Linked DNA regions of Mus musculus: region 1 is linked to region 2. A link is a loop called in an ENCODE intact Hi-C map of the cell type or tissue named here. Cell type or tissue: left cerebral cortex. All regions are shown on one strand. Each heading gives the region's core, and the rest is flanking DNA. Links, peaks and the distances in the headings are about the cores only. Region 1 overlaps Dupd1 (dual specificity phosphatase and pro isomerase domain containing 1). Region 2 overlaps Kat6b (K(lysine) acetyltransferase 6B).

Evidence for each region. A loop is a pair of places that touch in the nucleus more often than their neighbours do. Peaks named below come from ENCODE experiments on the same cell type or tissue, not always from the same donor. Only the 100,000 strongest peaks of a DNase experiment are listed, where the experiment ranks them.
Region 1: it touches region 2 in a loop (2.3-fold over the local background); 1 of 42 quality-filtered maps calls a loop at or near these places.

The regions. Positions count from the first base shown.
Region 1 is chr14:21,675,635-21,684,192 of GRCm38, reverse strand. It overlaps Dupd1 (dual specificity phosphatase and pro isomerase domain containing 1), which reads left to right. Exons shown (of 4, transcript NM_001013826.2): 4 at 7,033-7,621. The coding sequence ends at 7,262. Among named protein-coding and RNA genes, the nearest start is that of Dupd1, 35 kb to the left of the region's middle. RefSeq lists an enhancer at 8,493-8,558. In left cerebral cortex, for the core only: a CTCF peak has its summit at 5,511 (motif pointing left); DNase peaks (open chromatin) are centred at 4,415, 5,522, 6,082, 6,438 and 1 more place; H3K27ac peaks cover 428 bases.
Region 2 is chr14:21,606,588-21,615,145 of GRCm38, reverse strand. It overlaps Kat6b (K(lysine) acetyltransferase 6B), which reads right to left. Exons shown (of 17, transcript NM_017479.3): 3 at 5,284-5,392. Among named protein-coding and RNA genes, the nearest start is that of Dupd1, 100 kb to the left of the region's middle. In left cerebral cortex, for the core only: a CTCF peak has its summit at 4,696 (motif pointing right); a DNase peak (open chromatin) is centred at 4,716.

The sequences.
Region 1 (8,558 bases), core at 4,051-6,550, 69 kb before region 2:
AGGGAAAATCTCCAATCTGAATTGTACTGTCAGACTGCTCATGTTTTTAGTGCTGTCAGAGGGCGGACAAGAGTGGCAGGGTCATCTGCTTGTCATTGGTGCCCTGAGTGGGCAGAGGAACAAAAGAGAATGCTGGTTAGCTCAGCTCCAGCATTGCCACAGACTCCAGGAGACATGGGTGACAGGTGTTTGGCCTGCCGGCCACATGCAGGGGGTGGCCTGATCCTTGTCTAGTCATGCACTGGGGAACCAAGGGACACTGCTGTGGAATTTCTGAGCCAGACATGATCGCATGTTTCCTATCATACTCCTGACATAAGAGGTGTTGATAGACAGTCTGGCCCAAAGGCAGGCCTTCCATTCTTCCCTCTTGCCTTCTTTCTTGCCCTATGTTGGCAAGTTCTAACTAAAAATAACCATCTATTCCCTGTCCCTCACTGCCAGCTCCTTTTGAATTTAATTTTTATCTTATTTTTTTATTTTTGGTAACACTGGGAATTGAACTCGGGGCCCTACATCTCCTGTGTGGTTTTCTTTCTTTCTTTCTTCCTTCCTTTCTTTCTTTCTTTCTTTCTTTCTTTCTTTCTTTCTTTCTTTCTTTCTTTCTCCCTTTCTTTCTCCCTTTCTTTCTTTCTTTCTTTCTTTCTTTCTTTCTTTCTTTCTCCCTTTCTTTCTTTCTTTCTTTCTTTTTTCTTTCTTTCTTTCTTTTTTCTTTCTTTCCTTCCTTCCTTCCTTCCTTCCTTCCTTCCTTCCTTCCTTCCTTTTTCGTTTGTTATTTTGTTTGTTTGACATAGGGTCTCTTTAAGTAGCTCCGGCTATTCTAGAGTTCAGGGTTCTGCTGCCTCTGCCCGGGGGGGGGGGGCGGCTGGGGTTGGGATTAAAGGTTTATTATACCACTACACTCAGTTTCTTGCTGCTGCAGTGCTGTGGAGTTAAACTCGCAGCTTGTCATCAGCCTCTGGGATCCACTCCTATCCCCACTCTGTGCCAATTTGACCTTTCCAAAGAACTAGGAAACCTCCATCATGATGGAGAGATTGGTTCCGTAACTCAGCCTGTTATCTTGCCTGGTAGCTGAGAAAACAGGCTGTGCAAAGCCAGGTGGTGTGCCCAGGGTCACAGAACTAACCACGGGCAACACTCACAAGCCCCGCCCTTCCCTGGCCTCACAGGAGCGTCTTAGCCCCGCCCTCCCCTGGCCTCACAGGAGCGTCTTAGCCCCGCCCTCCCCCTGGCCTCACAGGAGCGTCTTTTGTCCTTAATGTCAGTGTCTCTTTGGTGACTGTACTATTTAAGAGGTCACCGAATATCATGGAAGGGGAGAGAAAGCCAGCTGGCTCTAGGATCTGACACAAGTGAACTCATCCTTCTTCACTGGGGAGAGAACTGACAGAATGTTGTCCCAGAGGGGGCATGGATCTCACAGGAGCTTGGGAACATCCAGTTTAATGAAATCTCCTAGGAAACGCCAGGCACCAGGGGCTTGGAAGATCAGGTTTCAGTATCACAGCCTGCCTGTCAGTCATTCTTTGTCCTCTTTTTTTCCTCTCTCTCTCTCTCTCTCTCTCTCTCTCTCTCTCTCTCTCTCTCTCTCTCTCTCTCTCCCTCCCTCCCTCCCGCTCTCTCTCTCTCTCTCTCTCTCTCTCTCTCTCTGTAGTTTTTGGAGACAGGATTTCTCTGTGACACAGCCCTGGCTATCCTGGAATTGGGTCTATAGACCAGGCTGGCCTCGAACTCAGAGATTCATTTGTCTCTGCCTCCCAAGTACCGGGATTAAAGGCGTGCGCCACCCCCCACCCCCCAGAGTCCATTCTTTATCTTAAACAGGACCCAGCCTGCTTCTGAAGCCATCATAAAATCTCTTACAGAGACCGCAGATGTTGCTCAATGGTATGACATTTTCTTAGCACTGGTTTGGATTCTCAGCACTCTCGGGAACAAAGAAGGAAGAGGCAGAAGCTCTGAGTTTGGGGCCAGCCTGGTATACACAGCAAGGTCCAGGCCAGCCACAGCTACATAGTGAGACCCGATCCCAGGATAAATAAATAGTCATTTTATACAATAAATTTTAGGCTGTGAAGATAGCTCAGCTGGAATAGTGCTTGCAGCAAAAGCATGAGGATGTCAGATCATGTGAGACCCCACGTGAACAAACAAACAACAACCAGATGAGGGAATGAATGTGCCCTGTGATGTCAGGGCTGGGAGTGGGAAGACAGGCTAATCCCCAGTGTTTGCAGCCAGCCTAGCCTACTAGCAGGGTCCAAGCCAATGAGAGACCTTGTTACAAAAAACAAGGTGAACAGTACCTGAGGTTATCCTCTGGCCTACACACACATGTGCGTGCACACACAGACACACACACATACACAGACACACACACACAGACACACACTCACAGACACACACACACAGACACACACACACACACACACACACACACACACACACACACATGCCAGACCAAGTGGGTATGATTATATAGATGAAATCATCTTTCTGGCAGGTATTTGGTTCTCTGGGGCATCTAAGCTTCAGCCAGGCCAGGTTGTCCCCAAGTGTTTGTTTTAAGGTCCCCTTCCTTTCTGTTGGACTCACACCTTGTCCTCATTCTCTGAGGACCTCTACATGCCCGCATCTGTCTAGGATGGAGCAGGACCTCACCCTCCCTGTATGCATTGCTGAGAAAAGCAACTTCCAAGGCAGTGAGTGCAAAGTCGGCAAGGGCAGTGCCTAAAACCAGGGAAAGACAATGGCACTTCTAAAGGCACACATTAGGCCTGGACAGCAGGTAGGTCTGTGGGTCACAGGCTTGGGCAAGTATGTCTTTCTGATGATGATGATGATGAAGAGGAGGAAGAAGAGAAGGAGGAGGAGGAAGAAGAGGATGTTGCTGTGTGATGTGTGCATAGAAGTGCGTGCACACCTGTAGAAGTCAGAGGACAGCTCTCGGGAGTTGATTCTCTCCTTCTTCCAAGTGGGTTCTGGGGATGGGACTCAGGTCATTAGCTTGCCCAGTAAGCAGTTTTCCCCAGGGAACCATCCCACAGGCTCCTGATATATCTGATTTGAGTGATAGAAGCTCACCTTTTGGTCACCGCTGAAAACAAGTAGTTGGATGAGGTAGAGTTTTTGAAAGTTTATTTTGAGATAAGGTTTTATTTTGTAAACCAAGCTGGCCTCAAACCTTGAATTCATGATAGCCCTGATACCTCTGCCTTATAGTTATGAACTACCATGCTCAGGTAGGTACATTAGAAATCTTGAATTTAAACTTTTTTTTCATACAATTATGGCATCTTTCCTTCTGGTAAATATTTTTCTGAAGCCAGCATTTTTCAGACATAGACTGCAACCTTATCAGTGGGTCATAAAAGCAAAATGGTGGATGTGCCCACTGTTCCTTTTCTGCTTTTTTAATTGAATAGAAAGAATAGAAAATAATAGCACAAATTGCGTGTAGCAGAGGTACATATTATGTGTAAAACCTTTATCTGGCTCACACAAGGGCAGCAAGCACAGGGAAGTTCCGGGCTTCGATGTCACACTGCCTGGGCTTGGATCGAGGTCTGCCATTCACTGGCCGTGCAACTGGGACGAGCCACTTCTCCGTATCTCCTTCCACGACCTCATCTGTAGAATGGTGATGACAGTTTGACTGAAGCCACTGGGTAGTTTCAAGAATTGACTACAATAAAATGTATGAAGTAAGTGCATGGGCACTAGGTACCCTGGTGCAAACCCGAGACTCCAGCCATCCAGGGAGGCAGAAGCAGGACGATTAAGAGTTCAAGGCCAGGCCTCAGAGATGCTGCAGGACCCTGTCTCAAAAGCACACAAACAAACAACCCATAAATTACCCAGAAGATTGCCCAGGGTAACTGAGGTTACCCAGGAGTCAGCTGTGAACTGAACCAGAAAACAGTCCCAACAGCTCTCCCTTACCTCAGGACCCTGCAGAGAGGCTGGTGTCAGGGTCACAGGCCTCTGGGTTTCTTGAAGTTCAGACAAGGACTGAGAACAGGCCTCCCTCACTACCCCTGTTTTCTGCCACCAACACTGGGCCTCAACAGTGGGACTTGGCAGAGCCCCAGAGCCAAGAGGGAACAGGACTCCGAGGTTCTGGTGACAGGAAATTGGTGGGGCCCAGGGGCACCTGAGACCTCCAGAGAACAACCCACTCTTGCCCTGGGGTAGTGGGCCTCTTTCTCCAGGCTGACAGCATTAATGAGAACCACATTTGGCTCTAAGAGTTCCGTCAGAGCTGAGAGCCCCCTTCTCTCCTTCCCCCCCCCATCTTCCTTCCCCGTCTTCTTCCTCTCTGCTTTCTCTCCACAGACTTTAGGTTCCCCAAAGCTTAATAGGTTACAGCTTTCATCTGTTACAAGTGCTTAGCTGTGACAGGAGAGGAAGGAGCACATCGGTTGTCAGCAGAGCTGGCCAGGGGCCAGGCAGCATCTGTCTGGAACACTCTATTGGGATTAGAACGCCAGAGGTAGATGCTCATCTGCGTGGATGGTCACGCTGGATGAAAATGTGGACCAGCGCCCCCTTAATGACACAGGGGGTTGCGGCCTGCCCTCCTTGCTGGCTGGGGTAGACAGAGAAAGGCACTAATTGTGAGGAGGTGGAGAGCACCTCTGTGCCAGCCCCCAGCACATCAGTGGTCCTTGCAGCTGGTCATGGTGCCTAGGACTTCCCATCCCACTTGGAGTGAGAAAAGTAGAACTAACTGTGTGTGGATTCTTTCTTCCTTCCTTCCTTCCTTTCTTTCTTTCTTTCTTTTTTTTTAAGATTTGTTTATTTATTATATGTAAGTATACTGTAGCTGTCTTCAGACACACCAGAAGAGGGCATCAGATTTCATCATGGATGGTAGTGAGGTATCATGTGGTTACTGGGATTTGAACTCAGGACCTTCAGAAGAGTAGTCAGTGCTCTTAACCGCTGAGCCATCTCTCCAGCCCCTGATTCTTTCATTTCTTATGTTGTCTTGGCTTCTTTCCCTTGTCTGGGCTTGGTCCCACGAAGAAGGGAGAGCTAAAAAGGTCAGAGAGCCATGCCCATGAAGAAACTGTCCACAGGCAACTTCCTGTTTATCTCTCCAGCTATCAGGCTGAGAAGCAGAAAGTCAGGGCATCACTTTGGTCACACAGCCACAGATAGCCCAGCCAGCTAGATGAATATCAGTAGAGAGTCACTCAGCCATGGGAAACAGTGGGGGTGGGGAGAGAGAGAGAGAGAGAGAGAGAGAGAGAGAGAGAGAGAGAGAGAGAGAGAGCGCCGAGAGCCAAACCTCAGAGCACAGTGGCACAGAAAGGGCCTCCAACACAGTTTTGCATTAAGATACTTCTGGCATTAGTATTGTGGGTGACCTCTGGCAAGAAATTGAAATTGCACCTCCTGAACCTGTCTCTCCATCTGCAAGGCAGGGACAATGATAACAAGGTTTAAGTCAAAGCTGAAATGAGACAGGGCCAACGGGTGTCCTGGGTGGGCTCTAGAGCGCCACCAAGTGGAGGCCTGAGGGACCTGGTTGCTTGTACATCATTTTTAAGGGAATCAATCGCCTGCCCCCTCCCCAGTGTAAGCAATGATTATTTGTATATTTGATGCATGTGACATTGTTCATACTAAGGCACCATTGTCTTTGTGTATGTGACAAGGACTAAGTCAGATTGTATCCTAACACTGTCAAAAGAGTCAATTGCTTACAGGTTCTACTAGCAGGGTGTGGTGATGCATTCTGTTTAAATTGTTTAATCCTGGCACTTGAGGGACTAAGGCAGGAGGATGTTGAGATGAGTTTGAGAACATCCTGGGTTACACAGGGAAACTCTGTCCATGTACACACACACACACACACACACACACACACACACACACACACCAGTAGTTTCAAAATATATACTTTCAAGGGCCAGGGGTCTAGGTCAGTGAAATAATGGGTATTGAGCACATACAAGGCCTTGGATTTGGTTCCCCAGCATCAAAAAGAAATAAAAGGAAGGCATATGCTTTGAAAATAATTTCTTGCTGGGGATGTATCTTGAGGATGTGTTTGCCATCCATGTGTAAGGTCTTGGGTTTTATTCCCAGCATGGGGTGGGAGGATGCTTAAGAAAGAAAGAAAAGAGAACTATTTATATTCTGAGGTGTAGAGACCTCAAATGTAAACTGTTAATGAAATAAACAAGATATAGAAATGGGTTTTGAAAGGCTGCGAGTGTAGTTCAGTGCCTGTCTGGCAGGGGTGAGACCCTGGTTTCTATCCACAGTAGAAGCAAAAGGGAGGGAGGGGGAGAGAGGGAGGACAGGGGAGGGTAGGAGGCCGGCATGAAGTACAGTAAATGGGAGACTCTTCTAGGCAGAGTCTTCTCTGGAAGAGGAGATGAAGGGTTGGGGACACCTGTTGCTCTTGAGGGTCAAGGAACCCGGTGGGAGGGATGTGTGTGTGTCACCCAGTCAGTCTCCTGGGGTATGCTTTGACATTTGAACCCTGCTAAACATGACTGAATAAACATTAAAACCATCAGTCAATCGCTTCCAGGAGGCCACTCTCTGAGGCATGGAGTTGGGCCATCTCACAGATGTTTTAATGCCTTCTCTTACCAAGCAAGAGTTGTAGCGTCTGCCTGCTACCAATCCTATCACGTGATCATCAGCAAACAAGTGCGGTGTACAGAAACTGCCTTCCCAACACGCCTATGAAAGAGCCAAGAGAGCTGGCGTGGTGGCACAAGCCTTTAATCCCAGCACTCGGGAGGCAGGCGGATTTCTGAGTTGGAGGCCAGCCTGGTCTACAAAGTGAGTTCCAGGACAGCCAGGGCTATACAGAGAAACCCTGTCTCAAAAACAAAAACAAACAAACAAAAGAAAAAGAAAAAGAAAGAAAGAGCCAAGAAACTGTGTCCCCATTTTGCTGATGGGGAGCTGTGGCCCAAGTCATACTGTGGGTGACAGAGTAAATGTGGGTTGAGGAACCCCATCCCGTTCAGCACTGGCTTTCTTTCCTGTCTCCTCCACCTGCAGGTAAGATCCTGGTTCACTGTGCCATGGGCCGAAGTCGGTCAGCAACTCTGGTCCTGGCCTACCTGATGATCCACAAGAACATGACTTTGGTGGACGCCATTCAACAAGTGGCTAAGAACCGCTGTGTCCTGCCCAACCGGGGCTTCTTGAAGCAACTCCGAGAGCTGGACAAGCAGCTGGTGAAGCAGCGGCGACAGGCCGGGCCAGGGGACAGTGACCTAGGGCTGTAGGGGGCCTCCTCAGAGAGGATCAGAGACCCTGGCACCCAGAGCAGAAGGCTGAAGCACGTCTGCAAGGAGGCTTTGGTGGGCAGGGAGATGAGACAGTGAAACCAAAGGCTGGGCGCAGCAGGGAGGATGCCCGCTGTCTCCTCCAGTCTAGTTCTTTGCCTCATGGTAGGCCAAGTCAGCTGCAGGGGGATCTGGGTAAGGAAAAGGTACCGCTCTCCACAATCTCCTGTCTTTAAGTTGGAAGCAAAAAAAGGTTTCCTTTGTTTGGGCTGTTTTTTGTTTTGTTTTAATGTGTGGGTACTGTGTTGTGATTAAATGCTTGGCTCTGAAAGGGAAAAATCATGTTATTATAAAAAGATAAAAAAATAGAGCTTGATTTTTTTTTTCAACCACAGAAATTTGCCTGGTAAGCTGTGTTACAGGACAGGCCTTAGGACTTGGGAGGAAGCCTGGACAGAATCACATTTCTTATTCAGTGCAGTCCATGTACATGTGCGCAGGCACCTGGCAGGGGTAGGCATGGTGTCCTGAGCCTCTGAACAGAAATGCCTTTCCTTGCATCGCCATAGCCAGAGCTGCCAGCATCCAAGTGGGTTGTGGTAAATTTAGACAGGGAAGAGTGTAACCTCACAATTTGGGAGAAAAGGAGAGGCAGGGCACTTAGTTTTAGGGGACCAGAATACTCCTTTGCCTTCAGTAAGGGTAGCAGGGAGGTTTGTTTTTTTTTACTCACACCGCAGATGTGTGGTTTGCATGGAACGGGGGGGGGGGGGGGGGGGAGGGGGGAAGCAGCCAGATGAGCTGAGTTAAGCTGGCACCTGATGGTCATTCTTCACTCTTGAGAAAGCAGCAGCAGCAGCAGCAGCAGCACAACCCCGCATGTGGGCTTCCAGAACCAGCAGCCCTGAGAAGATGGAACCTAGAGAGAGGCTGCTGAGAGAGGACACCAGCAGTGGAGCATCATGAACGACAGCGTCCTGGAGAAAGTGTGTGTGTGTGTGTGTCTAATGCCTGCTGGAGAAGGATAGGAAGGGCCCATGTCTTCAGTGTGAACTAAAAAATCCAAGACATGTTCTTACTGTAGGGTGCTGGAGTCCAGGGCAGCTGGGTAAAGTCATCCAGGTCACTGTGACTCCTGGGGAAGCTGTTTTACTTTCATGCCACCTGTAGCTTGGGACCTTGTGGACAGGTTGGTTTCCAGGAATTCTGAGGATGCTCTGGGTGCCCTTAGTTCAGGAGAAGGCTGGGTCCTCTCTTAACATAGGTAAGGGAGATTACCAGAGACTCACTTAACAG
Region 2 (8,558 bases), core at 3,655-6,154:
TACAGAAAGAGAAGGCAGGCATCCCCCGCCCTAGTCTCCCAATAAGTAGCATGTCTAACCCAAGCCTGCACACTAACAGATCTATGTATCTCCATTCTGCATACACAGATTTGCTGTTATAACAAACTAAAGTTCATCTTCACCAAAGTTCACATCAATTAATCCATGGCAGCCTAAGTTACCTTTCTAAATTTAAAAATCTGATCATGGAATTTTTCTGTGGCTACCAAATTGACATAGGAAAAAATGTAAATTCTCCCATACTGGTTGCAAAACCCATCTAAATTGGACCCCTGTTAACTCTGCCCCAAACCATAATCTTTTGATTCTGCACTGATACCGACTGGTTCCTCTCTCCAAGTCCATGGAGTTCTTCTCCACCTCTGTGTACTCCACCTTCCTCAGCCTGCTCTCCTGGATCCATTCCATGGACCCACTTTGATTAAGGAGGCCCTTCTCAGCCAGGTGGTGGTGGCACACACTTTTAATTCCAGTCCACAGGAGGCAGAGACAAGTGGACTTCTGAGTTCAAGGCCAACCTGATCCACAGAGAGAAAGCCTGTAATGAACAAACAAATGGAGACCATTCTCTGTTCTCCAAGTCCAGGGGCCACACTGTGCATTGTTCTTGATCTTGACACTATCACCAGGTAAACAGGCTTCTGATGTTGTGATGTTCAGCCTTACTTCAGGGCCAATGGAGCAATGGAGCTAGCTGACCACTGACTAAAACCTTCCAAACTATGGTCCAAAATAGACTTGCCTTTCACTGTGATGACTCAGTGACACTGTGGCTTCTTGAGGGCCGGGGCTCCCCTTCCTCTTCTGAGGTGAGGCTTTCATTCCTTGTCTTTCTATGTATTCCTCTTGGAATTCCTTCTGGTCACGGCCTCCGCTTTCCAACCCAATGATCCAATGTGTTTCTAGTCACTGTGAAACTAGATGACTAACCAACTGCTCCCTGAGGCATTCATACATAGCAACTCTAAGAAACCAGTGCTAACTGCCGCCCCCCACCCCCAAAACCATACATACGGCCAAAGGCTGCACCTTTCCCTCCCAGCTCCCCCAGCACGGGTAGGTTCCCCAGGCTCGCGAGGGAGGCTGACCTTCTACCTACAGATCCTGCTCATGTTCTGCAGAGAGGTTCTGTCCCTCTCCCAGCTGCGCCTCACAGCCTCTCTGCTGCCTCCTGTTTCAATGAGCTTCCACTTAGTGCGATGCTGTAATTTTGAACTGTACACTTATCTTAGATTTGCTAATTTGAAAACACACATGCACACAACTCATCTGTAAGTAAGATTTAACCACCCAGCAATCTGAGCAGCAGACACAAAATTTCATTTGGCATAATATCTAATACTTATGTGAAGCTAATTAAAGATAATTTGGCCTTAATGAGGCAAGGAGAATAGAACAGTGTTAATTTCAAAGTAGGCCGACCCATGAAAGTCAAGTAAAATCACTCCCCAGTCTCAGCATTTCCTCAGACCTGACTGAGGACTGTCTCAGTTTTATGAGTGGCTAGGACAATCTCCGGATGTGTCACGTGGCTGATCATGCAAGCCCCGTGGATCTAGAGGACAGACTTACTATTTTCCATTGTACAGAATAAGCAAATGTCTGTTGCAGCCAGCAGGAAGGGGAGTGGGGCATGGGGTTGGAGACACTACATTCGGGGCGGCTTTCTGTACCTCACTTCACATGTTTACTGCCCTTGACTTGAGCAGTTTTTTTTTTAAAATGGGACTTTTAGCAAGGAAAAAATGGAGTTCTGATCATTTGTTATACAGTCATCTTTAAAGCAGAGGAAGTCCAGTGATCTCACTTCATGTGGAAGCAGAAGGAAACAGTTACACTCATGTCTGTGGAAGCTCAGCGCAGTACAATCGTCATCACAGCAATGGGGCTTCAGAGAGAGGTGACTAAGAGCGTCGAGCACATATGGGAAGCACATTGAATAATCATCATCCTCCTGATGGCTGCATCTGGACTTCCTTCTTCTGGTTGTCTATTACTCATGGACATTTTTCTTTTTTAACAAAAATATCTTATGTTCAGAATTCCTTTGATCCTTACAAACAGTCCCGATTCCATCCTGCAGTCGGTGGGTCCTTCTGTGGATGGGAAGGCAGCAGGCTCTACAAGGCCACCTGGAGGACCAACCTTTAGTTCCCCTGGAGCTGCAGGACTGGACTGTGCCAGCATGGCTCCCATCCTGACAAGGCACTGCAGAAGCATGTGGCCCATCATGGTCTTCCTCATGAAAACCATGGTGTTAGAAACCACATGTACTCCAACGCCTCCTAAGATTAACCACATTTTACTTTGATGCTTCATTAAAAAAAAAAAAAAAAAAAAAAGATTTATTTTTATTTTGTGTGCATTGGTGTTTTGCCTGAAGTGACTGTATCAGATATCCTGAAACTGGAGTTACAGACACTTACAAACTGCCATGTGGGTCCTAGGAATTGAACCCAGGTCCTCTGGAAGAGTAGCCAATGCCCTTAACCCCTGAGCCATCTCTTCAGCCCCTGATGCTTCTTTTTTCTTAAGTTTTTCGAGACAGGGTTTCTCTGTGTAGTCTTGGCTGTCCTGGAACTCACTCTGTAGACCAGGCTGGCCTCGAACTCAGAAATCCGCCTGCCTCTGCCTCCGGAGTGCTGGGATTAAAGGTGTGCGCCACCACGCCCAGCGATGCTTAATTTTAGGAGGAAAAAGGAATATAGTTTTTTTCCTAATTGACCAGAGGGCGTACATGTCTACACAGTATTCCATAATTGGGATCTTCTCCCAGCCCCTGAAGTAGTCAAATCCAAGCTGATACACTCACAGATGGTTAAGGAACTGCCAGAGCACTGCTCTACTTTAGAGCCCAGAGAGGCACCTTCAGGCATCCTCTGTGCTCTACAGAATACACTATGCCCCAAGGTTTGCATTTCTGCCAGTAACAGGTAGATGTATGTGATCCAGGGACAGAGAACCTGACCCTTCTCTACTTGCTAGAAAAGAAGGGTACTTTTGAGGGCAGAAAGGACAAGCCTGGGAAGCAAGGATGGAGAAGTGGGAAGCTTCAGAGAAAAGACATTTCAGCCACTTTTGTGCAGAGGGGGCCAGACCTCCCTCTGCTGGGTCTTCAATCTGGGAAGACTAGGGGAGCTTGATGGTATTATAAAGTCTAAGATCAACCTGGGTAGAATTACACCTTGATACCCTATAAGGAAGGCCTTGAAGTTATGATAAAATCCCAGATTCGCAACAACTCAGCAGGGCCGGGTGTGTCATCAGCAATGAGGAATATATGAAGAGAATCTTTCTTCCCACTTGCGAAATCTGTCTGCGTGCCCCATGAATAGATATTAAAACAAGATGATAGAGGGCATTTTAACATACAGCTTAAAATTCACAGATAAACACCAGATGTCTGGACACCACAGAACTCATCAGGCAGTGACACAAAAAAATAATTCATTTGAAATGAGCCTTGTGAAAAGACCTACAAGGTAAGTAGAGGCAGACTGATGAGTGAGGCACTGCCTGCCCAGGGGAGCAGGGGACTCATAGGTTGAAATAAATTAACCTGAACACACAGACAATGTTTCTGTGCTCTTCTGTCACTAACCCAGGATACCATGGCCAAGTGAGAGAATGCTAATGCATCCATAAAGCCCATCACCGAGACAGCAGAAGACATCTTTTAGGCAGTGCTTGACATGTCATATCGTGAAGGCTCTTTCCAGCTAGTCAGGTCCTGGAGGCTGCTGACCACAAATGGCCTATCAAGTTGAACTTCTGAATAACCAACTAAGAACCATTCCACAACATAATCATTCCTCAGTATGACATATTTCCTCTATCCAACCATTAAGCAGCTGTCCTACGTGGTGACAAATTTTAAGTTACTCACAGCAATCAAGTGGGACAGCACGAGAGTGTGGAAAACCATAAGAATGGGTGCCACTTCCAGTTCTCAGGAGAGCCCACGCAGACTCTGGACTGGGCTGTTTAGTCCCTCTAAGTGTAGAGGTAAGCACCAGCATTACTAATGAGGACAGCACCTTGTGGAATGATTAGGTGTCTGGCTGGAAGGAAAGGCAGTGGTGTATGAGAGCATGCTATAGGTTCTGCAGAGCTGTTTTGCTTCCTTCCTTCTGCTTGCTGGGATTGAACCTAGGGTCTTAGACAAGTGCTTTACCACAGAAATAAAACTCCAGCTGTTAGCCAGGAGTTTTAAACTAACATTGAGGGAAAAAATATCTCAGTATCTGAGAGAAAAAGAGAAGACCAACACAGAAAGATTAACATTTAAAAGCCTTACAGCTGGGGCTGCAACTCAGCAGCAGGGTTTGCTTAGCATGGGTAAGGCCTTCAGGTTGGTACTCAATGGGAAAATAACAAAACAACAACAACAACAGAAGTACTCATAGGGGGGCCCAGTATTACCATTTCATATGCAGGAAACTATGTGTATGTGCATGTAACCTGAGTGGCTTTTATGTGCCGAATCAAAAAGAACAGCCAGTAAAAGAAAACCTTTAAAAACATAAACACAATTTGCATTTATATCTCTGAATAAAATTGGAGGCATAATCTTAAAATCAAATGGTAAGAGCAGAGAAGACACACTCCTCGAATCTCATGGTCTGTCCCTTTTCTTCAGTTAACATGGAGCTGGATTGAATTACTACATTTCACCAGTAGGTGTCGTAACCTGAAACAATACAGACTTCACTGGAGTCTCTCTGAGACTGGGGAGAACAGAAGGGGTATACTGTGTTTAGCTTAAATCCTTTGCTATGAGCTAGGCGTGGCAATGATTGGATTTGGGAAGGTGAGGCAGGAGACTGACTGACTGAGGTCAGGATTTAAGAGTTTGGTCCAGGCAATATACTGAGCATCTCAAAAGGCTCAGGGACAAGTAAAAGGAGTTTGATGCCAGCCTGGGCTACATGGAGAGACAGTTCAAGAAACAGTCAAACAAACAAAATCTCTACTGTGACTTTACTTACTGCATGCACTGCAGTCTAACACTGAATTAGCCACATAGATCTGAAACTGGAGCTTGGTTACAAATACTACTGAACAGAATCATATAAACATGTAACATAGGCTGGTATTGGTACATTCATATTTCACCCTTGACCTGTATAATGTTCTTATATTTCAAACCTATTCTATCACCAAACGATGTCTTTGAACATGTTCTGGGAGGTTTCGCTACAGATCGAGAGCATGAAGCTCTGACAGTGGACACCATGTAGAACGCACACAAACCAAACTCACCACTACTGCCACAATCTGCACAAGACAGGAGTTCTTCTGGTTTCTTTTCACGATTTGACTCTTTAGTCCCCAAACAGAAGCTACATATTGGAATGGGATCGGCACGGGGCTATGAGAAAGAGAAACAAAAACAAAAACCAAAACATAGTGTTAGCCTTCCTTTCAAAATTTAAAACAAATTATTAAATTCAAAGCGTCTTACATATTTCTTAAGGAAACCCTGATAAATTAAACAATCAAAAAGAAAATCAACATTTTCTAATAAAAATCATCATAAGTTATGTGGTAGCAAAGCCGTATCTGAATACATTTAAATGTAGTCATTAGATCCAGAAGTAACTTTTATGAATTCAGTGAATCCTAAGACCTTCAACTATCACAGAGCCTTCAGCAGGAACATTAAGGATTCATCTGTGTTCCCAAGTGTTCCCATAATCTGTATGTACAATAAACTGTTCATCTACTCAGCAACAAAGACTATGGACCTCATCTAGTTAATTAGTGAGATTATTTAACTCAGCTTTATCAAGTGTTGTGATTATTCACCTATTAAATACCGGACATGAAATGCGTGCTTCAGAGAGCCCATGAACAGAGAACGAGCAGGAGCTAAAATTCTGTCGGACTTGAGAAGATCAAAAGACTATTAACAAGACCTCTCTGGCACCAAGGGCTTCAAAGGGAAACCAGGGCACACAGAAGAGATAAACCCTCCATCTCTGACATTCACACTTTATAAAAGAAACAACAAAACATTTGTCTACCCCCTGGCACCCTTTAACTCTCTATGGCAATTGCTTTTAACAATGTGTAAATCTACATACATTCTGCGTCTCCTCGGTTGATTATTACTGCCAGCAGGGCAGACATTTCCAACCATATGAATGCAGTTCACTGTGCCTACAGAGCTACATTATCTTGAACAGCCAAAACTGTATAAAAACTAAAATTTTATTGCACATTCCAAGCCTTCTCACATGTTGTCTGCTAGTTCTTCTCTGAAGCCTTTATATGGAATGTCATGAATCAAAAATTCAGGGCAAGAAAACTCAACATAATCACAAATGTTTTTATATGTAAATCACAAACAAGATTGTGTTAGATCTAATTCTCTAAGTCGACAGCAGCACAGAATAAACCTCGTTTGGGCAACCATTCAATCCCAAATGCCTAATACGTAGCCTGGTTCACAGTAGGCTCTCAAAATATGTTTACTGGTTGAATAAATAAAGAAGCAACTGCCAGTTAAAAAGAAAAATCAGCCACTTCTTTAAGATAATATTTTGGATGGTTATAATGATTCCACAAATGTCTTGGTTCCCTCTAACAACATGCCATGAAAGTCAAGAATTCATCTTATGACCTAGCATTCACAAACAACAATTAATATGACTGTGACTTTCATCTTACAATATGAGTGTTCATTATCCTGCCCTTATTTTCAGCCGAATTTGTTCTATTAATATATGCACAGGCTTCACTTTCTGAGGGAGCTTTACAAATGGATTGTTGTAGCTCTGTTAAAAAGGCTCAGTGTGGAATATTCTGCACCAGAGAAACCAAGAGGACAAGCTACAACAAATTGGTCAGTGACTCCAGCCACAGTTTCTGAAAGGCCAGATAATCAGCACTGCGTAATTATGGATCCATAGTTATTACTTGCAACTGCTCGGCTGCAGTACCTTGGGAACACTTTTGTTCCTTTAAATAGCAATTAAAAGAACAATCTGGTTTTAAAGTGACAACGTTCCCCTGATAGATTCTGGCTAAAGCACAGTCTTTGTACTAATGGGATCCTTGCTTTCATTTGATAGAACAATGTTCAAGCCACTGCCACCACCCTAACAGTGATAAATAATTTACAAAATGTCACATATCATTCACGAAACGAAATAAATCCAAATCTGTAGCTCCATGTTTCTTTCCAGATGGATTTTTAGCTGAAAGAGAGCCATGGCCATCAGCCAGCATTCACGCTCATTTTCCATTTGTAACTAAAGGTAACACAAAGGACAAAGGTTGCTAGTAGTTCATGGCCAGAAAGACTGATGTCCCGCACACTGCCCAATAATAGAAGCAGAGATGCTATCACATTCAAGTGAACCCCACCATGCTGATGTATGCTCACAACCATTTATTTTAAGGATAACTATCTCACAATACTCTATAAAACCACTGCATTATACAGAAACGTCTGCCCTGCTGAATTATTGATAATTCAAAGCACTTTTTGCTAACCTCAGTGTAGCCGAGTCTAATTAACTTTAAAAAATTGTCACTTGTATGAAATGAAACTTGTACAGTAATGCATGTAAATGGGTCACAGAATTATTTTGATTCACTATCTTCAGATGACATATAAACTGGTTTTGTTTGTTTGTTTGTCTGTCTTGGCTTTTAAAAAATAATCCCTTAAAGTAAAATGGATTCTAGTCAGAATGAGGTCTGGTTAAATAGCAATTTGATTCCGCACAAATCTATTAACGACAAGTGATATTTAAGAACTTTGAAAACAGAAGCCCAAGGTGATCATGGCGGCACACACCTGTAATCCTACAATTTAAGAATTACAGGCAGAGAGCTGGGCGTGGTGGCGCACGCCTTTAATCCCAGCACTCGGGAGGCAGAGGCAGGCGGATTTCTGAGTTCGAGGCTAGCCTGGTCTACAAAGTGAGTTTCAGGACAGCCAGGGCTATACCTGTCTCAAAAAACAAAACAAAACAAACAAACAAAAAGAATCAGAGGTAGAAAGACTGAAATGACTTCAAAGTTAGCTTTAGTTTCAAGGCTAGCCTGTGCTACACAGTAAAGCACACGCAATAGTTCCCTTAAAAGAAAACCAAAACCAAATCCAAACCACCTAACTTTTTTTGGAAATTCTTTTTCGAGACAGGGTTTCTCTGTGTAGTCTTGGCTGTCCTGGGACTCACTCTGTAGACCAGGCTGGCCTCGAACTCAGAAATCCGCCTGCCTCTGCCTCCTGAGTGCTGGGATTAAAGGCGTGCGCCACCACTCCCGGCTTTAATTCCTTTCTTTGCTCTCTGGGGCGGGGTGGAGGGTTGCTGGCAGCAACATAGCCATCTTGGTGGGTAAAGTGGCTACACAAGCAGAACAACTCTAGTTCCGTCCTGGGAGCCCACACAAATAGACAGAAAGGGAAAGTGACTCGAGTATTATTTTCTGACCTCTAGGGTGCATAAACAATAGAGTAATAAATATTTGAAAGAAAAAAGCAAAAGGAATCTCATAATGGCATCTAACTTGTTGGTCAAATT